Regions from separate parts of the Homo sapiens genome. Here region 2 is linked to region 1. A link is an interaction called in ENCODE POLR2A ChIA-PET data of the cell type or tissue named here. Cell type or tissue: Panc1. All regions are shown on one strand. Links, peaks and the distances in the headings refer to the core of each region. The heading gives the core; the rest is flanking DNA. Region 1 holds the start of LOC124905013 (a long non-coding RNA gene). Region 2 overlaps ITSN1 (intersectin 1).

The links. ChIA-PET counts read pairs that join two places held together with the same protein. Peaks named below come from ENCODE experiments on the same cell type or tissue, not always from the same donor. Only the 100,000 strongest peaks of a DNase experiment are listed, where the experiment ranks them.
Region 2: POLR2A ChIA-PET joins it to region 1 with 14 read pairs; 2 of 35 experiments call an interaction of 5 or more read pairs at or near these places.

The regions. Positions count from the first base shown.
Region 1 is chr21:33,963,845-33,974,925 of GRCh38, forward strand. LINC00649 (long intergenic non-protein coding RNA 649) reads left to right here. Exons shown (of 3, transcript NR_038883.2): 3 at 5,393-7,342. LOC124905013 (a long non-coding RNA gene) reads right to left here and starts at 4,620. Exons shown (of 2, transcript XR_007067847.1): 1 at 4,389-4,620; 2 at 3,257-3,506. RefSeq lists an enhancer at 7,836-8,525 and a silencer at 7,924-8,218. In Panc1, for the core only: no CTCF peak of the experiment used is centred there; a DNase peak (open chromatin) is centred at 7,987; H3K4me3 peaks cover 340 bases; H3K27ac peaks cover 5,414 bases.
Region 2 is chr21:33,848,841-33,859,921 of GRCh38, forward strand. It overlaps ITSN1 (intersectin 1), which reads left to right. Exons shown (of 40, transcript NM_003024.3): 30 at 7,896-8,017; 31 at 9,846-9,952. Among named protein-coding and RNA genes, the nearest start is that of ATP5PO, 61 kb to the right of the region's middle. RefSeq lists an enhancer at 8,681-9,374. In Panc1, for the core only: no CTCF peak of the experiment used is centred there; a DNase peak (open chromatin) is centred at 6,031; H3K27ac peaks cover 1,831 bases.

The sequences.
Region 1 (11,081 bases), core at 1,413-9,412:
ACAAAATTTTGGACAAGACCCTCCTCTTTCATTTTATGCTGGACCTGGAAAATTACAGAGCAGGTTCTGACTTCCAGGCACATGGTACGCATTCAATAAATAATCTCTTGAATGAATGTTGAATGTAGTGGTTTTCAAAGCAGATGGGAGATAAGAGGTTACTGAGTGGTTGACTGAATGGAGGGAGGGCTGATCATTCATTCATTCACGCATTCATTCATTCACTAACATTCAACAAATATTTACCTGACATCCTTAGGGATTAAATTTCTGTCCACTGATAGTGAACCTCATGCATCATGTTGCACAGTCCATAGATGTGAGGGATTTTACGAACACAACACCCTGTGATGTAGGTATGATTGTCTCCACTTCCAGATGAGGATACTGAGAAGTTAAGGCATTGCCTGAGGTCATGTGGCTAGTGGAAGCCACAGGCAGGATTATCCCATGGCTGGCCAGGCTGAGCTGTAGGGGCAGCTCCTGTACTCTCAGCCTCCTCCTTCAGAATCCCTCCTCCTCACTCCCCATTCGTGGGCTGCTTCTCCCAGGATCAGGCAGCCTCTGCCCACCTTTTCTCACTTCACCCTTTCTCCTTGCAGAATTAGAAAGAATCGGCTCCAGCTATTTGTTTCTTACTGTGGATTTATCCATGTGTCACCTCTCCCAGGCAGAATTACATTCTGAAGGCATCTCTAATTGAGATTGCTCCATGGGGAAGGACTCTTAGGGCTCAGAAAGCAGGTGGTAAAGCCCTGGAGTGAGGCAGGAACCCCAAAGCCCTATGACACCCCATATAGGTACCCCCAAACCTGCCTATACTTCAGGCCAGGCCCCCAGTATAGAGATGGAAAAATAGTCCCACTTTTGGTCACAGATTCTGGAAAACTGTGAGATTCTGGGGAAATCCATTTTGAGTAATACCTTTTAGAAGAAGAAAAAAATGGAAGTAGCTTATCATAGAATGGGTTTTGTTAGACAAAGATGGCAATTCAGGAGGAAACATAAATTTAACAACTCTCAAGTATGCACAGCTGACATCTCGTAGAGCGGGGCTGGTGACTAAGCCAGAAGTTACTGTCTGCATCCTTTGTAACTTACAAATAAAAATGAGGACCAGACATTAGTTATGAAATGCATGAACAACCACTGCTCTGGGAGCCACATAAAAAGATGGTGATTCCAAACATTTAACCTTAGCATTTGTCTGTGTGGTTTCATTTGAAAATGATGGGGTGCTTGAAACTCTCAGAACTTAGAAAACTCTTAAGTTTTTTTTTTTTTCTTAAGACAGGGTCTTACTCTGTTGCCCAGGCTGGAGTGCAGTGGTGCAATCATAGCTCACTGCAGCCTTGAACTCCTGGCCTCAAGGGATCCTCTTGAATACCTGGGATTACAGGTGCATGCCATCGTGGCCAATTTTTAAATTTTTTTGTAGAGACAAGGGCCTTACTATGTTGCCCAAGCTGGTCTTGAACTCCTGGCCTCAAGAGATACTCCCACCCTAGCCTCCCAAAGTGCTGGGATTACAGGTGGGAGCCACCATGCCTGGTCAAAACTCTATGCATTGAAATAACAAATATAAGAAATAGATAAAAATATAATACATAATGAATATAATAAATATAATAAATATACAAATATATAAATATTGTATTCTATATGTAAACTCATGTATTTTATATATGAATATATTATATGCGTAACATAATATATTGTGTGTGTATTATGTGCATAACATAATATATTGTGTGTGTATTATGTGCGTAACATAATATATTGTGTGTATTATGTGCGTAACATAATATATTGTGTGTGTATTATGTGCGTAGCATAATTATTGTGTGTGTATTATGTGCGTAGCATAATATATTGTGTGTATTATGTGCGTAACATAATATATTGTGTGTGTATTATGTGCGTAACATATTGTGTGTGTATTATGTGCGTAACATAATATATTGTGTGTATTATGTGCGTAACATAATATATTGTGTGTGTATTATGTGCGTAACATAATATATTGTGTGTGTATTATGTGCGTAACATAATATGTTGTGTGTATTATGTGCGTAACATAATATATTGTGTGTATGTGTGTAACATAATATATTGTGTGTATATTATGTGTGTAACAATATGTTGTCTGTATATTATGTGTGTAACATAATATATTGTGTGTCTATTATGTGTGTAACATAATATATTGTGTGTCTATTATGTGTGTAACATAATATATTGTGTGTCTATTATGTGTGTAACATAATATATTGTGTGTCTATTATGTGTGTAACATAATATATTGTGTGTCTATTATGTGTGTAACATATATTGTGTGTCTATTATGTGTGTAACATAATATATTGTATATACATTTGAAAATATTGTATATATAAAGTATATAACATAAAAATCAGAAATAAACATAAGGAATGTAAGTATTGAAATTACATTGTGAGCTTGCTTTTTGTACTCAGACCTTCCCCACAGTGTTAGGATGGTTTCATTGGCAAATAAAAGAAACTGAACCCAACCCAGCTTAGGACTTCAGGAAAATTGATTGAATGATTGCTTGATTGCTTCTATGATTGAAAACGCTGCCTCACCTCCAGGCCTCCCTGGCTTGATGCCCAGAGGGGCAAAAGGAGCTTCTCTTTTCTCCCAGCAGTCACATGTCAAATCCTAGATGAGCTCAGGCTGGCCTTACTTGGACACACGCCCCTCCCTTGGGCCTTTGACTTAGCAGGAAGGATGGGGGGCTAATTAGCCAGAACTTGAGGGGGCCAGACACTGTGACTGAACCCCCAGAATCAATACCATCAGCTTTGGGGAGAAGCAGCTCCCAGGAAAAAGAAACAGTAATTGCCTATAATCTTGCTTTTCTTTCCATGCTGACAAGAGACATTTTCCCTGAGACTGACAGAAAGCGCTGTGTTATAAAGAACTAGTCCTTTCTCTTAGCTGTTTTCATAATTCCAGGTGTTTTCTGTTCCAGTCAAAAGACTCGAGAAAAGAAAAATTTCCCAAGAGAGAGGATCAACTTCTTCTTTATTTTGGGAACAGTAGCTAAAATGTGGTCTCTGGACCCAGGCTAACCTAGATTTCAACACTGCATCTCCTGTGGAGTGTAGGAACTTGGGAATTTAGGTCCAGTTGGCCTTCACTTTCCCTGTTTGCAAAACAGAGATAAAATTATACCCCTCTTAGTTTTATGGTAAGGATTAGATAAAATAACACGTATTACCAAATAGCACAGTTCTTGGTAGATTTTCTTTTATTTACTTTCTCCTTCAAATACCCACTGGGTAATTTTTTACCCCTCGAGAAGCCTTGGAAAAGCAGTGATACTGGATGCATTCCCTTATCTTATCACTTGTCACATTCATTATGCTGAAATCATTCATTTAAGTGTGACTCTCTCTTTTATTTTCCATCAGGCGGCAGGTTCCTTGAGATCCAGGGCCATGTGTTATCCGTTTTGATGTCCCCAGTGTCAGACTTAATGCCTGGGAACACAATAGGAATTCAACCAATGTGGAGCTGCTGAACTATTGAACCACCAGATAGAGCTTTTGAGGGTGACCGATCGTTATTGCCTTTAGAAAAGCAAGATTGGTGGGTTACACCCACACAGAGCCAAGTTAGACTATTTTCTGGAATTTGTTTAACCCAGGGTATGTATTTACCTGGACCACAAAGAGAATGTTGATGTGACCAAGTCATCTTATAGGGGAATGGCAAGGAAGGGAAGAGGCAACAGGGAGTTACATGGCTGGGTTGGAATCTTAACTCTCCCGCCTACTTGCTTGTGGAATCTGAAGCAAGTTTTTTCATCTATTTCTACCTCAGTTTTCTGATTTTTAAAATGGTACAATAATACCAACTACATGGGACTATTGGGATAATTAAATGAGACAATGTATTTAAAAAGCCACTGCAGGCCGGGCGTGGTGGCTCATGCCTGTAATCCCAGCACTTTGGGAAGCCGAGCAGTTGGATCACTTGAACTCAGGAGTTCGAGACCAGCCTGGGCAACATGATGAAACCCCATCTCTACAAAAATACAAAAAAATTAGCCGGGCATGGTTGGCATTTGCCTGTAGTCCCAGCTACTCGGGAGACTGAGGTGGGAGAATCGCTTGAACCTGGGAAGCAGAGGTTGCAGTGAGCCAAGATTGCATCACTGAACTCCAGCCTGAGACCCTGTTTCAAAAAAAAAAAAAAAAAAAAAAAAAAAAAAAAAAAAAAAGCCACTGCCTTGAGGCATCAACATACAATATGGAAGAGTCCCTGAGCTGGGGCCACAGGGTTTGCTTGGTAGGCACTGTGTTTGTAGGAGTACAGTCTTAACTGCTGTAACAAAGGGGCTCCAAAGTACAGTGACTTACCAAGAGAGAAGTTGATCTGTTTCCATGTCACAGTCTGGAGGTCAGCAGGTCAGGGCTGCTGGGGTAGCTCCACATCCTTAATACGTGCTTTCCATTTCTGTGTCTAAGGAGATACCCTGGTTCTTCTCCTCTCCTTCCAGCAGTGGAAAGGGGGAAAGGGACTGGGCACAAGGGGTCGATGATACTACCAATTTTTTGAGGGCAAGATCAGGATGTGACCCTCATCACTTCTGCTGGCTTTACCTCGTCACATGACCATGGCTACTGCAAGGGAGACTGGGAAATGTAGTCTTTGGCCAGGCAGCCATGTTGCCAGCTAAAATTTATACTACAGAAGTATAGAAAAACAAAAATTGGGAGACAACCAGCCACCTGCCATAGCCACTTAGGACCTCACGAAAAAAGGCAAGAGTGATAGTTACCTCTCAAAAGGGCTCTTTGCTGGGTTCCCTTGGCAGCAAGTGCATAGTACAAAGTCTAACTCCCCATGAACCAGAAGGGAATTCAGGAAATGATTCAGGCTCCCTGGCTGACTCAAACACTCAGGATCCTGGAGAGAAAAGTAGCCATACACCCATTTGGGGCTTGGGGTTTAGTTTATAATAATAATAATGACTTTGGCACAGAAAACTTCCTGAGGGTTAATGAATGACTGGCTTGGATTAATAGCCCAAATCACTGCTGAAATCTATCAACTCCTTCCAGCTTCATATTAATCTACAGGAAATTCTTTGTATACCGAGCTATTACAGCTTCAATCTCACAAAATAAAAATGAATGGATGTTTCATTAGAACTTGGAAAAAAACTTGATCACCATTGTGGGTGGCCACCATGCTGTTATTATTTTTTTTCCAGGCACATTTCCTGCATTTCCTCCGGTTCTCTTTCTGGCTTCAATTTGCTGCAGTGGCAACAGCAGCAGCTGGCCCTCTAGACTAACATCTCCTTGCTATTTATAATACACTTTGCAATGCTCATTATTTCTTAACTTTGTCTTCCCAGATAGACTGGGAGCTCCATGAGGTCCGAGACAACCTGAAGACGCCCAGCTCAGCAGAGACTGGCTACGGCAATCACTCAGTAACTATTTGTTGAATTGGACATAATAGAAGAGCTGAAGAATTTTAAACAAGTCACCATCAGTGCAGTGGATTCCTCAAAGCAAACCTGGAAATCTCGGCATGAGTTGGATTTAAGGCAGTACATTTTCAGCTCCTGAAAATTTGAACAGTTTCTCAAGAGAACAACTTGAAACAGAAAGGCAAGGATGTAGATGTGGTTGTAGAAGATGATGTCTGCGGCCACCAAACTGTCCACTGTGAAGACAAACCATGCATGTTTAGTAGGCAGTGGCTCCTCTTCCCTGTGGGGAGTCCCACTGCTTCCCTGGCCTGGGTGTTCTCTGCCGGTAGATGTTATTGACAAAATAAGCAAAGTCCTCTGATTCTGAGAATTAGAGTTAATGATAGCTCTAGATTGCCTCTGCCATGCTATTTAAAGTCCTGCTTTATTGTCTGACATGAGTTCGGCATCTATGAGGACTTGTCCAGTGCAAAGTACAATCTCCACTGAAAGATATCACCAGCACATCTTGTCACTGTGCTGTAGCAAGCTGGGCAGTACAATGATGTTGGCAGGATCCTGTTTAGGTGGAGGATGGCCACCTGGGCATCAAGAATCTTCTACCCTGATTCCACATTGACTCCCCAAAGTGGGCTTCAGACAGCTCTTTACTTACGTCTTCTGATTAAAGCAGCAGACAGGGTCCCAGCTAGAGAAAAGTTCTGGGAGCAGGAGAGGTGTTGGTGGCTTTAAAACCAGGGGTGAAGATTGAATTAGGAGGTTAGGCAGGAGTAGGATCAAAGACTTAGAAAATGCTTGTTTCCTCCTATTATTCTTATGAGAGCTGATACGGGGCTTTCAGTTTTGGGGGAGAGCCTTGGAAGAGAATGAGGGAATTTAATCAACTAGCGGGACCTTTCCAACTTACATTTCCCAGTGTTTGTTGGATGATACGTTTGCCTAATAAGTTAAAGCTTCCAAAAATAGAAAGGAAAGCTTGGTGACACTAAGCTCTGGCATGCTGTCATCTTCTGGCTAGGGGTCTTGTGCTTCTGTTTTTCTATTTCTGACCAAAGACATAAAATGTGTTGTGACCTCTCAGGTAATGCTGTGGTATCATGTCCAAGCAGTAACTAACCAGAGTGGAGTTTTTACAGGTAAAAAAGTATTGAATAGCTCAGCAACAGGGAGGACTTAATGATAAATTGCTTTTTCAGAAAATGACAAGGGGACAGACACTTGCGGTTCTTCCATTGAGAGCCTTAAGGAAGTTAAGCGAAGCCTCTGCTCACCCCTTCAAGTAACGATGACCCATCAGATCGTGGTCATAACCAGTAGCATCTGAGGCACCCCTAAGCTCTCTGGGCCCCAGATTCCTTGTTAAGTTAAATGAGGTGACTTCCCAGTTTACCATTCTAGGGGTTCCTGAGGAGTTAAAAATGAAGGAGAAAATGCAACATGTACCAAGTGAGCAAGAGCTCAAGGCTTATCTCTGGCACGAAAGTGACCGCTGTCCGTTAGAGATGTGATTGCCCTAGATTTCCTTTAGGAAATGCAAACATTGAACTCTGGCCTTCAGGACCCAAGTCCCGGCTTGCATCTATTCTATACACTTTCTGTTATTTGTTAGGGCTCACAAGGAACAGTTATTTATCTTTTATTTTCTATTTTTTTTTTAGAGATGGAGTCTCACTCTGTCTCCCAGGCTGGAGTGCAGTGGTGCCATCTCAGCTCACTGCAACCTCCACCTCCCGGGTTCAAGCAATTCTCCTGTCTCAGCCTCCTGAGTAGCTGGGACTACAGGCGTGTGCCATCATGCCCGGCTAATTTTTAGTATTTTTAGTAGAGGCAGGGTTTCACCATATTGGCCAGGCTGGTCTTGAACTCCTGATCTCAAGTGATCTACCCTCCTTGGCCTCCCAAACTGCTGGAATTACAGATGTGAGCGACCACACCTGGCCCATTTGTTTTCTTTCAAACCCTTCTGTAAGACCAGTGCTTTAGGTGAACACGTGGACAGAACAAGATCATCACTATTTTGCAATATGAAGACCAACTGCGCTGTGACCAGAAAAACAGAGGCAAAATGTTGAGCTTAATGATACCTTTTTATAATTTGTATTTGGTGTTTCTCAATTTTCCATTGGATAGTTTGAGAGATAAGTACAAGTCAATGACATGTTCTCTTTCGTACCCTATTGTCTAATCCTGCTAACACACACACACACACACACACACACACTGATTACCTAATTTATCTGTTCCCCGATTATTACACTCTCAATTGCTGCAGAGTCTCAGAAGCAGCATGGTGTAACAGAAAGAATATGAGGCTTAGAATCCAAAAGCCAGAGTGTGAATTCCAGCTCCACTGACTTGCTGCGTGACTTGAAGCAAGTCATTACGTGTCTCTGTTTACTCATTTTATGACTTTCCTATTGCCTCTGTAATATAGCACCACAAACGTGTGGACTTAAAACAACATGCATTTATTCTCTTAGCGTTCTGGAGGTCAGGAGTCTGACATCAATTTCGTTGGGCTAAAATCAAGATGTTGGTAGGACCAAGATCCCCGTGGAGGCTCTGGGAGAACCCATTTCCTTGCCTTTGCCAGCTTCTAATGCTGCATTCCTTGCATTCCTTGATTGTTGACCTCTTCCCCCATCTTCAAAGCCAGCAGAACAGCACCTTGTTTCATTGCCTTCTTTACTGTCAAATCTCCCTCTGCCTTCTTCTTATAAGAACACTTGTGGTTGCATTTAGAAGCTGTGATAATCCAGAATAATATCTTTATCTCAAGATCTTTGACTTGGTCTCTTCTGCAAAGTCTCTTTTGCCACAGAGGGAAATATTCACAGGTCCCAGGGGTCAGGCTGTGTACGTCTTTGGGGGACTTTATTCTGCCTACCACACTCATCTTTTTTTTTTTTTTTTTTGGATGGAGTCTTGCTCTGTCACCCAGGCTGGAGTGCAGTGGCATGATCTCGGCTCACTGCAACTTCTGCCTCCCCAGTTCAAGCAATTCTCCTGCCTCAACCTCCCAAGTAGCTGGAATTACAGGCGCCTGCCACCACGCCCGGCTACTTTTTGTACTTTTAGTAGAGATGGGGTTTCACTATGTTGGCCTGGCTGGTCTTGAACTCCTGACCTCAGGTGATTCCCCCACCTTGGCCTCCCAAAGTGCTGAGATTACAGACGTGAGCCACCATGCCCGGCCCCACACTCATCTATTAAGTAGAGCTAGGAATTCCTATCCTAAGGGACACAAAAATGAAAAAAGATAAAATTTGTGAAGAGGCACATAATGAAAGCCCATACATGTCACTGAGTTCAGAGGAGGGTGGGTCTGACCTCCCATTGGCTGGTCTCTGCCTGATGGACATCGTGAAGAAGAGAGCCAGGACTAGTGTGGCTGGGGGATGTTCAGGGGCCAGAGTGGCTTCAGGTGCCAGCAGCCCTGGCCGAAGGATGACTCCAGGAGCAAGGCTCAGAGCCGAGTGGAAGAAGCTTCATAAACGCAACTGAGCCAAGCATGATGGGATGTGCCTGTGGTTCCAGCTACTCAGGAGGCAGGTGGGAGGATGGCTTGAGTCAGAAGTTCGAGGCTGCAGTGAGCTATGATCACACTACTGTACTCCAGCCTGGGTGACAGAATGACACCCTGTCTCTAAAAAGAAAAGGCACCTGGATGCTCATGACCGAGATGGGGTGGGGTGGGTGGGGTGGGACAGCCGCACTTTATAACTTTGCTTTCAGCATGATGTGGATTAGTGTCTCCCATGTGGGAAAATTATGTTTACCACTTAGAGACCTGATAGTGCTTGCTTACCCCATAACGCTGGACGGTGGCAGGCTTAACTCCCCCATCAAGGGCCTTAATGTATTTGGGGCCCTAGTCCTAGCAACAGCAGCAAATCTCCTTTTTCTTTTCCTCGAGCTGGTTGTTCACCAGGCAGTTGGGATGTTAATGGGAAGAGAAGACACACACAAGTCCCTTGTTTTCAATAAGGCAGTCTGGTCACGTCCTTAGCAGGTTATTAATCTTTTTCAAACCCCTCCTCTCCACCAAGTTTTATGATCCTGGGAAGGAGATTCCTACCTAGCATCCTTAGAGTTATCGGGGGTTAGGATCGGTGCATGCAGTCACTTCCGTGGAATCATCAGTAGCCCTCCAGCCTCTGGGGAGAGCTGCCAGTGGTCAGAGATGTTGGGAATTACGAGGGAGGAGCTAGGGAGAAGGAACTCACAGTCCCTCAGTCTCTGAAGGTGGCTCCTGGCAGGAGAGGGGGCCAGTCCTAGATAAGAGCTCTCCCAGGGAATTCCAAGGGTCCTCCCAAGGTCCAGCCACAAGATGAGGAATTACTGTTGGGCTCTTCCTCAGATGTGCCTGTGAATTCATATCACAGATGCTTGATGCATTTGACAATTGTTTAATTGCTTGAGCCCAACTGATACTCTTTCAGTCACTTTAAGGGAGTGATTTCAAGTATGATCATTGCCTCAAATCTGTATGGCTTTCCTTGCCTTTCAGGTGCTTTAAGAGGGCTTATGTTCTTTGACTCCCCTAGTAACTCAAAAGGGTGGCTAAGATGCAACTCTGGAGGTTTCCAAGCTCTCTGCAAAGCCTGCCTTCAGTAGTCTGTGCACCACAAGAAGCATAACTTTATTATCCTCTAGCTGAATTTACCTCCTGCTTCGAGCCCCTGTTTTCCCATGTCATTTTAGGGGTCCAATGTTTTTCCTGGAGGCATATACACACACACACACACACACACACACACACACACACACACACACACACACACATATATACACACACACATTCCAGGGGCCTCTGAGGTGCCAAGACATGTGTGGGGTCCATCTGGTTCACACTGATGTCCATGATCATTGAGTTCATTTTTTATATCAACTATGTGACACTTCCTATAGTTTCCAGTTCCTGGTTAGAATTTGCAAAGTTGCCGACTATTTCTTTGAATAGAGTAGCTAGATCATGGGTCTACACCAGTCATCAAGCAGCGATTTCCCTGTTGGAAGCTCCAAGCAAATTGTCAGCTCCAGCATTCCACACAGCTGTGGGTGCCACACTCCTTTTCCTTTTAAAAGATGATGATCTGCTAGTGGTGAATGCTCTTGGAGTTTTATTTGTAGGTTTTTCTTGTTGTCGCAAATGTCTATATTTCATCTTCCCTCTTGAGGGATATTTTCCATGGGTAGAGGATCTAGGCTTTTCTTTTGGATTCCATTGTGGCTTTAAAAAAAAGTCAGTTGACTGTTTATTTATGGCTTCTCTAAAGGTGATCTCTTTCTTCCTAAGGCTGCTTTAAAAGTTTCCGTTCCCTCCCTCCCTTCCTCCCACCCCATCCCCCTTCTTCCTTTCCTTCCTCCCTCCCTTCCTCCCTTCTCTTCCTCCCTTTCTCCCTTGTCTTCCTCCTTTTCTCCCATCCTCCCTTCCTCCCTCTTTCCTTCTTTTTTCCCTTCCTCCCGCCCTCCTTCCTTCTTCCATCATTATATATTAAAATATTTTCTTTCTTTCTTTTTTTTTTTTGAGATGGAGTTTCGCTCTTGTTGCCCAGGCTGGAGTGCAACGGTGTGATCTTGGCTTACTGCAACCTCCACCTCCCTG
Region 2 (11,081 bases), core at 2,118-10,117, 110 kb before region 1:
CCCCCTCACCACCGATATTAGCCTGCTGAAGTCCAACTCAAATTCCTCCTCCCCTGCTAAATATTTTCAAATCCTTCTCATCAAAACAACAGGCCCCCTTGAATTAGACCTAGTATTTGGCCGAGTGTGGTGGCTCACGCCTGTAATCCCAGCACTTTGGGAGGCCGAGGCGGGCGGATCACCTGAAGTCAGGAGTTTGAGACCAGCCCGGCCAACATGGTGAAACCCCGTCTCTACTAAAAATACAAAAATTAGCTGGGCGTGGTGGCATGTGCTTGTCCCAGCTACTTGGGAGGCTGAGGCAGGAGAATCACTTGAACTCAGGAGGCGGAGGTTGCAGTGAGCTGAGATTGCGCCACTGCACTCCAGCCTGGGTAACAGAGCAAGACTCTGTCTAAATAACAAAAACAAGAACAACAACAACAAGAAAAACCCTAGTATTTGGCTGGGCACAGTGGCTCATGCCTGTAATCCCAACACTTTGGGAGGCCAAGGCAGACGGATCACTTGAGGCCAGGAGTTGAAGACCAGCCTGGCCAACATGGTGAAACCCTGTCTCTATTAAAAATAGAAATATTAGCTGGGCGTGGTGGCGCATGCCTGTAATCCCAGCTACTCGGGAGGCTGAGGCACGAGAATTGCTTGATCCTGGGAGGTGGAAACTGCAGTGAGCCAAGATTGCACCATTGCACTCTAGCCTGGGCAACAGAGCAAGACTCTGTCTCAAAAAAAAAAAAAAAAAAAGACCTAGTATTTGATACCACAACAGAGCAACTACAATAGTAATTTAATTGTACATTTAAAAATAACTAAAACAGTGTAATTGGATTGTTTGTAACACAAAGGATAAATGCTTGAGGGGACGGATACCCCATTCTTATGATGTGATTATTACACATTGCATCCCTGTACCAAAATAGCTCAGGTGCGCCATAAATATATACACCTACAATGTACCCACAAAACTTAAAAATAAAACAAAAACCAACAGGCTCCTCCTTCATATTCCAATAAAAATGCATTTGTACTTTCATTATAACATGCCAGTCTGCCTTTGTACCCAAAAAACTTATTAACAGGAGCTACTCATACTACAGGAGAGGGCACAGTGAGAGCAGGAAGTCAGGGGTGGGACATAGAAGGGGCCTGGAATGAGCTGAAGCATACCTACCACAGAGGATGTAAAGCTGTGCCAGGAATTCCAGTGCCCATTATGAAGCTATGAATGATACACCCTTTCACTCTCTGAAATGTGCATATTTATGGAAAATTAAGAGATGATTTATCCCTGAGAAGAATTTGATCTTCACCACTTCTCAGCAGTAATTAAACTGCCTGGCAACCCCTGTGGACTGGATTCCCCTCCTTGGGAGAAAACAAAGCTTATTTGGAGTTACATTGGCACTTTTAAGCATCTGGGTTACATCTGAATGGAAGCCTCCCGAGGACCCAGCTACATGGGGCAAGATGTGTCACCAGGACAGGCTGGGTGGGATACCTGAGCTCTGCTGGACCCACGAGGGTCTCTGGTGCCTTTGGGGGCATTCCTTCCCCTCTCACCTCTGTGCCCACCGGCTTCTCCAGACCCCATTAAAAATCGCATCTTGAGGATTTGCAACTCCGAGGTCTCAAGGACTGATAACCGCTTGGAGTGATGCCCTGTGCAAAGTGCCTGCAACTCAGCAAGGATCCAAGTTGGCCTGGGACTCCCAGGTCTAGCAACCAGCAGGCTCCCAAAGGACAAGGACCCGGACTGCCTCCTTCTCACTGAACCCCGGGGCCGAGCGTGGATGCTGCTTCACAGCAGGAGTACACAACTTCATGGCTTGGAGAACGCTGGGGTTTCAGACATCAGCTGCAGGGTAAAGGGACATAGTGTTTGGCCAGAGAACTTTCTTCACGTCATATCCATGTGGCTTCATCTGCTTTTCCTACACGACAGGCCACCCCACACCTACCAGGAGAGGCCCAGGGTGTTGAAGGGAGTGCAGTTAGATTAATTTGCCCAGGAGAAGCCAGTGCAGCTCTGGGGTGCATGGGCTCACCTGGCAGGAGAGACTTGGTCCATGGGGAGAAGCCTGCAGTATAGATGGGACCTCCAGGAGCCCAAGTAGCATAGACCCTGCTGATCCGGGGCCATTGAGCCAGAGGATTTGGGCTGAATGTCCCCAGAGACAAAAGGGAAAGGTAGATCCTTTCCCTTAAAGATGAAAGCCATCGCCCGGGCTTGCTTATTGCTCTCTCTCCTGGTCCTTCCACATGTTGTTTCTGAACATTTGTTCTGGCATCACAATCCCCGTCACCCTGTCATCTGGCCCTTCCCACCTTTCCACCTTATCTCTTGCAGTGTCTCCGCGTCGACCTGGCACCTGGGTGAAGGCTTGCTCTTGCTGGTGCCCATAGCCCCCAGTGTATGGTCTTGACCTCCCCAGCCATATGGAGACCCAGCCTCAGGAGGGCCCCTCGAGGAAGCCTCCCCTTAGCACGAGGAGTTGCTCCCTTCTGAGGTCCTACTGTCTCCACCATCAGCACAGCACACGGGCTCTTTTTTCTTTTCTTTTTTTTCTTTTTTTTTTGAGACAGAGTCTCGCTCTGTCACCCAGGCTGGAGTGCAGTGGTGCGACCTCAGCTCACTGCAACCTCCACCTCCTGGGTTCAAGCGATTCTCCTGCCTCAGCCTCCCGAGTAGCTGGGATTACAGGTGCCTGTCACCATGCCCAGCTAATTTTTGTATTTTTAGTAGAGATGAGGTTTCACCATGTTGGCCAGGCTGGTCTTGAACTCCTGACCTCAAGTGATCCACCTGCCTCAGCCTCCCAAAGTGCTGGGATTACAGGTGTGAGCCACTGCACCCGGCCTGGGCTCTTTTTTTAATGCTTGCTATTTTAATTTCTTTTTTTTTTTTCTCGTTTTTTTTCTTTTCTTTTCTTTTCTTTCCTTTTTTTTTTTTTTTTTTTTCCTGAGACAGGTGCTCGCTCTGTTGCCCAGGCTGGAGTGCAGTGGTGCGATCATAGCTCACTGCAGCCTCTATTTCCTGGGCTCAGGTAATCCTCCTGCCTCAGCCTCCCAAGTAGCTGGGATTACAGGCATGTACCACCATGCATGGATAATTTTTTAAATTTTTTGTAGATATGGGTGTCTCTCACTATGTTGCCCAGGCTGGTCATGAACTCCTGGGCTCAGGCAATCCACCCACCTCTGCCTTCCAAAGTACTGGGATTACAGACATAAGCCACCAAGCCCAGCTGCTTGCTATTAATATTTTTAATTTAATTTTCCTGTTGTGTCTCTCCCAAGATTGTGAGTTTCCCTGAGGACAAGGACAGTATCTTGCTTATTTCTGCGTCTCTTGGACTTCAGAGGAACTTAATAAATATTTATGGACCACCTTATTGCATATTTTGGCCCCTTTCATACAGGAACAAGGTCTGTTTATTTGCTTTGCTCAATGGGCAACTTGCTGTGGGGGCTGGCTTCGTTTTCAAAATTCTGCTTCTCATTGGGAAAGGTAGAATAATTGGAGGTGTGGAGATGGGTGAGGTGCACTTTTTACCCTGAATGCTCTGTAGCCCTTGAAATTTTAATAATCAGCATGTGTTTATGTATTACTTTTGTAATAAAACAAGTTCTTGAAATGATGCTGTTCATACAAATATCAGTTGAGGGAAGCAAGATGACCTTTTATTGGTAAGGTTTTTTTTTCCCCGTGATTTTCTCCAGGGCCTAGACTCAAAAAATCCTTCCAGAAGGCCATCACATCTCTCTCCATTTCGTAAATGTGTCTAACTAGGCAACATCTAAGGGACGGCACACAGATTAGGAATTTTATGTGGGCTATAATAGGGGATCATTTGTAACCGCCTGGAGTCATTTGCAATATTATTTCAGCTGTGTGTGGATTTCAGTTAGTTTTGAGAATCCTTCTGTCACACCAAGATGTTCATGGAAAACCATTTGATGTGTTTTCTCCTCTCGTTTTTCCCTGGGAAAGGGGGCCAGAAACCATGTTTATCCTAGGACCCAAAAGAGGAAAAGGCCACGTCCCTCCACCCCTAAAGAAAACGCTTTTATTTGAAATGTCTTTTCCATTTACCCTACTTTGAATAATGGAGTTTTTAAACTCACTTGTTTTTCTAAATATTAAATTTTCAAAGGAAGAATATTTTTGAGTTCAAAATGCCTATTTCAAATCTTTAATGGTTCTCTTGGTCTGGCATTCACCAGCAAGTTTTAAAGCAGCCTCCCATGGGTCAATTTGATGGCTAAAAAGATGATTCCAAGCCAACATCATTGGCACATAATGTAAAGAAGACTCTCCCCACAAAACTTTTGCTTTTCATTGTGTTCTGCAGTGGCCATCAGGGCCATCCCCCTGTCTCCAGGCAGGGTGGTAGGTGGACCTGCGAGAGGTGGAATTTGGTGGGGGCAAGCAGCCCAGACTTGCCCAGCGCTTCCCCTGACCTCCAAGCTCCATCAGCTCTGACTTGGGCCTTGCAAAGTGTTTGGACCAGAGGCCAACGCTACCTGGAGCAGGAGGCCACGCAGCAGCCCTCCAGCTTGTCCCCAACTGGCCCCAGGCTCCTGGGATTCTTGGACAAATGGCCCAAATTTACCCTGAACCTTCTGCTGTTGCTCTGGCTCTGAGCTTCTTCACAACCTGCACCGTGTAAAACTTGAAGACTCAGAAGAGCTTCTGAAATCCAAAGCAAGCCAGGACTTTTCCCCATAGGTCCTTCTTTCCGATTCCTCATCATTCTACGCGTGTCTGCTGGTCCCTCGCACCTCCATGCTGCAGACTGGAACTCTGGTCGGGTTGTCAGTTTCAAGTAACACTAGTGTTTCTCAACAGGGTGCTCGTCTATTGGCATTTGGGGTGGGCAGTTCTGTGTCCTGCATGTTGTGGGTCATTTAGCAGCCCTGGCCAGCCTGCCAGATTCCACTATGACAACCAAGAACACACTCTCAGCCCTGGGACTGGAGTGGGATGCAGGGCAAACCTCAGCCTTTGGGGAGTGGGGACAGTACTGACCTCAACATGGTGGGGAAGAGCACCACCTTCAGCGGAGGGTGGGGCAGTAGCACCGCCTGCTGAGGACCACCAGTCCCCCAGGTTCTTAGCTATGCCCTGGAGGGCAGGAGTCTCTCCTCTTCTGTCCTGAATCCCCAGCACCCAGAGTGGTTAGTCCTAGCCTCATAGTAGGACATCAGTAAATATTTGCCCAGTGAATGAATAAGATCTATGAACAGTCTTCAAAAGGGCCTGTGAACCCAATGAAAGTGTGCCCTAAAGGTGTGCATTGTACACATGTATTCGCTGCAGCAAGAACCCATAACTTCCCTCAGATTCTTCAAGGCAACTGTGGGGCATCCTTAAAGGGACATTCAGAAAACTGGTCCAGCCAGTGGCCACTACGGGCCTGATGTTTCTGTAGCTGCAAACATCACCGCACCGTGTTTGTGCAGTGACTTTTAGAGCTACCACTCTGTGTCAATATTCTAATCTCCCTGCAGAAGGGACCATCCTGAACGCTCCAGGGACTCTGCTTCCGTGAGAGGGCATCCAAGTTGCCTAATGCAGGGGCTGCATTCAGCCCTTCAACAAGAAATGGCCTGAGGCCCGGGCCCTTTCACTCACTCACAGGAGAGTGGGGTAAAAAGAGGGCAGGAACAAGATATGTTTCCCCCCAAACTCGAGTGTTTCTTGGGTGACCTTCCCAATAAAAGTCAAAGAACTCGGAGACATCACTCAGCTTGCCACAAACCCAAGCTCACACAGCAGCTTGGCTGAACTGAATGAGTGAGCCCCGTGGCCTGCCTCCTTCCTGAGAGTTCATTGTTGGTGCAGCTGTTTTAATAAAAGACAATCTATGCCCTGAGGCAGGAAGAACAGTTGGGCCAAACCCGTGGCTGAGCAGAGGGCTCAAGCTCAGACACATCTGCAGACCTGTGCAAAAGTGCGAGCTCACCTTGCAGCCCTGGAGAATTCTGCTTGACCTCAGGGCAGGGGACTCTGAGTGAGGTCGAGGGTGTTGATATAATGATGACTCATTTCTGCTGCTTTCCCAGCATTCTCCTGCTGGTCTTGGGTTGTTCCTGTCCCAGCAAGAGAAGCTACAGCATCCAGAAAGGACAATTGGCCCAGAGAACGGACAAAACCAAGGGCTGGAAGCACCACAACCCGAGAGTTAACCTCTAAAGCAGCAAAGCATTTGCCAAGAAATCTCTGATATCATTTGGCCCAGAGGGATCATACAATTTGCAGAAGCTTTCAGCATATAGGCTAGATCAGTCATGACCCCAGATAACTCCCTTGAGAGAAGATGGAAACTCGAGGAACCCCTGCTAGGCCAGAGCAGGCTTCTTGAACATTAGTGCGCCAAAAAACAATCCTCTGGAGAGCTTGTTACATCACAGATACCCAGCCCCCAACTCCAGAGTCACTTCAGCCGGGGCATCTCTAGCAAGCTCCTAGGTGACGCTGATGCTGCCAGCCTGGGGACCACGCTTTGACAACCACTGGTCCCCAGCAGGGGGTTTTGCACTGTGCTCCATTGTGCCCCCTTGAGGGGAACAGAAGGGATGGGAAGAACAAGTAAAGGGGATTCAGCCCGGACTCTCCCACCTACATTCGGGACACCTCTGGGTCTGTCTTCCAAGTCTGGCTTCTGTGATTAAATAAAGAACCTCTGATAAAAAAGAGAGGTGGGTCCAGGCCTGCACATGGGATGCTCCCAAGAACCAAGCCTCCCTCCTGCTCATTCCAGTGTGTCTGGGGCAGGAGGCTCAAATGTTCAAACAAAACCCCAAATAACAAGCTAAGTGGGCAGAGTCATGAGTGAGCCCCACTTCCAGTGCAGGCACCATCTCAGGGCAGTGGAGTGGCCCTTCCCGTCGGGCAGCCTTGGCCTCCATGATGGTCTTGTGCCAGGCTCTCTGCAGTGGGAAGGACTACCCTCTCTGTGGCAAGCATGCTGCTCAGCTGCCCCAGGGGCCAGGCAGCAGCTTTGTCCAGGAGAGTGTGCCCAGTGCTGTCTGGAGGCACCCTGCATCTGCCTGGTCCCCAGGACCATCAGAGCCTCAGCACAGCCACCTCATCCTCCACAAACCAACCTCGACATGGATAACCCATGGCCTCCTGGAGCTCGGGGATAGAGCACAGCCTCTGCAGCCCAAGTCTCAGGGTTTGGCTCTTGCCTTCACCACTTCCAAGCTGAGAGACCTGGGGCCAGTCAACCTGTGTAAACCTCGGTGTCCTCGTCTGTGAAATGGGGATAATTCTAGTATAATACTTGAGCATTAAATGCAGTTCACCACCTGACATGGTGTGAGCCCTCCAGAGTTTTGGCCAATCGTCATTGAGTGTTTTGTTTTCACATTATTTTCGTGTTTCTGATGAAGCAGGAGTGTGCCGCCTGTATCAGTTTCTAGGGTGCCCTAACAAACGACCACAAACGGGGGGACTTAAAACAATAAGAATTTATTGCCATACATTCCTGGAGGCCGGAAGTCTAAAATGGAAGATGCTGGCAGGTGCCAGCCTCACTCTGAGGGCTCGGGGTGTGTCTTGGTTTGGAAACACATCACTCCAGGTTCTGCCTGTCTGTCTCTGTCTTCTTCTCATAAGGACACTGATCATATAGGGTCAGGACCCAACCCTGAGTATGACTTTATCTTAATTTGATTATATATGAAAAGACTATTTCCAAATAAGGTAACGTTCACAGGTACCAGGGGGTAGGGCTTCCACATATTACTGGGGAGGACACATTTCAGCCCATGACCCCACTGGACTGGAGCAAGCCCTCAGGACCCAGCAGCCACGAGGATCTTCCGTGTGAAGTTGTGTGGGCTTCCCCAGACTGTGCTAAGTTCTCCCAAATGGTTGTGTTTTCCAGGGTGTTCAGACTTACATCTCTTGGATATGTTGACCCCAACTGAAAGAAAGCGACAAGGATACATCCACGAGCTCATTGTCACCGAGGAGAACTATGTGAATGACCTGCAGCTGGTCACAGAGGTAAGGGAGCTGGTGGGGCAGGGGGCACGGCAGGGGGCGATGACGGAGGGAGAGGGGAGGGTTCCGTCAAGGAGGTCTATGTCCTGATTCTGAGCCCAAGAAACTTTCTGATGTTTGAGGAGCATCTGGATGGCAAATGCTATAGGAGATTGCGACCGCAGAGACGGTTCGTTGCTTATCCATGGCCAACATTGAGTCATTCCCACAGAGGGACAGAGATCACTTAGCCAAGGGCAAGTGAGTCCCTGAGCAGTTGATGGATGGAGTCATGTGAACTGAGAGTCTGGAGTCCACGCTCTACTCAGAGCAGCTGCAGCTCAGCCACCAACCAGGAGGTGCCATGGAGCCAGCCACGCCGCCCTCCTGGCCCGCAGTGTTGGCATCTGGAAATGGGGGGCCATCTGGCTGCTGTCTCGAGTCATTCCTGCCATATGTTACCCTGAGACAAACCTGTCACTGAGAATGGCAACGTTTCCTCCCAGGCCCCCACAAAAGCCCCTGACCTGAGTGATGCCTCCTCATCTTGTCAGTCCTCCCAGAAGGGCCCTGGCCACCTCATCCAGAACTATGGGGAGATGCGGAGCCCGGCGCTCCTGCTGCTCAGCAGGCCTTTTGTCCACGTCCATGGGAAGATGCCATATTGGGAGACAGGGATTTGCAGAGATGGACCTGCAGTTTGGAGAGTGCTGTGGTAGTCTGGCAACCACCACACCAAACGGGTGTGAAACCATCTTGTCTGATAGTCTTAACATCCAGGAAAGACGCAGCAGGGCTCGCCGCTGTTGGAGGAGTACAGGGTGGGTTGTTAGCTGCAGGACCACCATTAATACTTAGGAAGCATTGATGCAAACTCAAAAAGGTGCCCCTTTCTCAAGGTGTTTGACTGTTATTAAATATGCAGTTCAGGATGTCCAGGGTGCAAGTGTCACTCCTTAGATATGGCTCCTTTTTGCACTCTGCAAAACGCACCACCATATGTGGTTGCCCTGGTACATGCCGGGTTCAACGTCGGCTTAAGGACTCCTGTGGAATAGGACTCCCAGGGAGCAGCCGCAGCCCAGCCAAGTTTATGTCGAAGATGGGCTGTCCCCTTCCCTAAAGAGCCTTCAGAAGCGCCTCCTGTGGGAGAAAATGACCTCCTTGCAGGCGGGGGCTTGCAAGTGGAACACGGGGTTCCACTGAGATCTGTGATTTACTGAGAGTTGCTCAACCACACAGAGCTTGGAGGGGCTCATTCATTTTCCAGAGCCCAGGAGGAGGGCAGCACTCACCCCCTTGTAGCGGGCCTGCAAGTGCTGGGTCTGTCCAGGGTCAGCCCAGGAGGCTGAGGACACAGCGATGGAGTCAGTCACCGAGGTGGCCACTGGCTTATTAGAGGAGCTGCCGCCTGGGCTGCTCCTCTCAGAAGGCCCTCGGTTTACCTATGCAGATGAAGGGACTGTCCACAGCCACCGGCACCTTTAAGCCCCGCTTTTCACACCGGTCCAGCCCCTCCCAGTGCGCAGGTGAGACCGCTTAGCCTGCGTGCATGACTTGGTACCGGCCTCCCTGCTTGTCTGGTGGAGTTAAGACCTGTCTCCTGGAGACTTCAGCTGCCCTCCTTCCCCTGTAAAACAATGCAGGCCCTGCTGGGGACCCCCCTCCGGTTTCCAGGGCAGAGGAGGGGCTCTCTGCTTCAGAAACTGCAGGAAAGCAGGCGTTCACCTCTGGGCCTCTCAGCCAAGGTACAGACACCTGAGCCCTTTCCCTGCTCTCAGCGGATCGGCGTGTGAGTGTGTGAGTTTTAAGCTAACTGCTTTCTGAACTGCTTCGTTTTCTGCATCTGTAGATTTTTCAAAAACCCCTGATGGAGTCTGAGCTGCTGACAGAAAAAGAGGTTGCTATGATTTTTGTGAACTGGAAGGAGCTGATTATGTGTAATATCAAACTACTAAAGTAAGCCTCTCCTCTAATCCCCAGCCTGGCTTGGCCTCCTCGGCTCTCATGCACTCGCACCTCTGTGGGTCTGTGTGTCCTTCTTGCATGCTGCCCTGTGCTTCTTTCTGGCTTTTTTTTTTTCTTCTCATTGCCACTCACAAACACCATCACCCTTTTGTGCCTTCGTGCTTTCTGGAAACGCACTCCGAATCTCTCATTGCAAGAGTAGGTTTCCTGGGCACCCCAGAGCCTGCTGTTGGGTGAATTACTGTGGTTGTGAATTTCCAGGGCTAGGGCGACGCTGGCTCCTGATGGTGCTGGCTCCATGCTGGGGCGTGGGGCTGCCCCCTCTACGCTTTCCCTCGGACGCGGGATCCCATGGGGGATTATTGGTCTTTTGAGGCATTCTTGGCCCTGCAGATGGAAAAATGTGGAACTGTTCACTGCCTAACATCAGCAGTTCCTCAGGATCACTCCGGGAAGCTGGCCCTAGGCTGGTCGTATTTTCTTCCAACTTTAGTTTGCAGAGGCAGCTCCAGGGCCAGGAGTCAAGAGACCTGGGTTTGGATTCTGACTTACTCACTGCCTTTCCTTTTTGAGCCTTAGTTTCCCCATCTGTAAAATGAAAGGGTTGGATTCGATCATCACAAAGTCTCTTCCAATTCTTAGAAAAAAAAAAAAGTCAAAAACCAAAATCTGTATCCACCACGCTCTCATTGTAACATCACTTGCTAGAACACAGATTAAGTCACAGCCTGCAGGGCGCGTGATATTCCCTGCTGGGAGGAAGGGCCACCCACTTCCTGGGCCCGAGGATGGAGGGCAGGCTCCAGAGCCTTGCGTCCATTCCTGATCTTCATCCGTGTCATTGGGAAGTCCCCATTTCCTAAATGTGGTCTCTGCATTGTTCTTATAAGGTAATTTCAGGTCCCCACTTTCCTGAGCGTGTGTTTGGGAGTGGATGGAGGGATGGAGAGGAGGTGTGGAGAGGTGGACATGAAGAAAGATACATAATGTCTGCTGGCTTGGTGCTCTAGAAGACGAATGATCCAAGGTGACATCAGGCAGGCTTTTAGAGAAGGTCTGGACTCCGTTGCCCGCGCCCCCTGCCACCCGATGCCGTGGAAGCCTTTCGAACTTAGGTCTG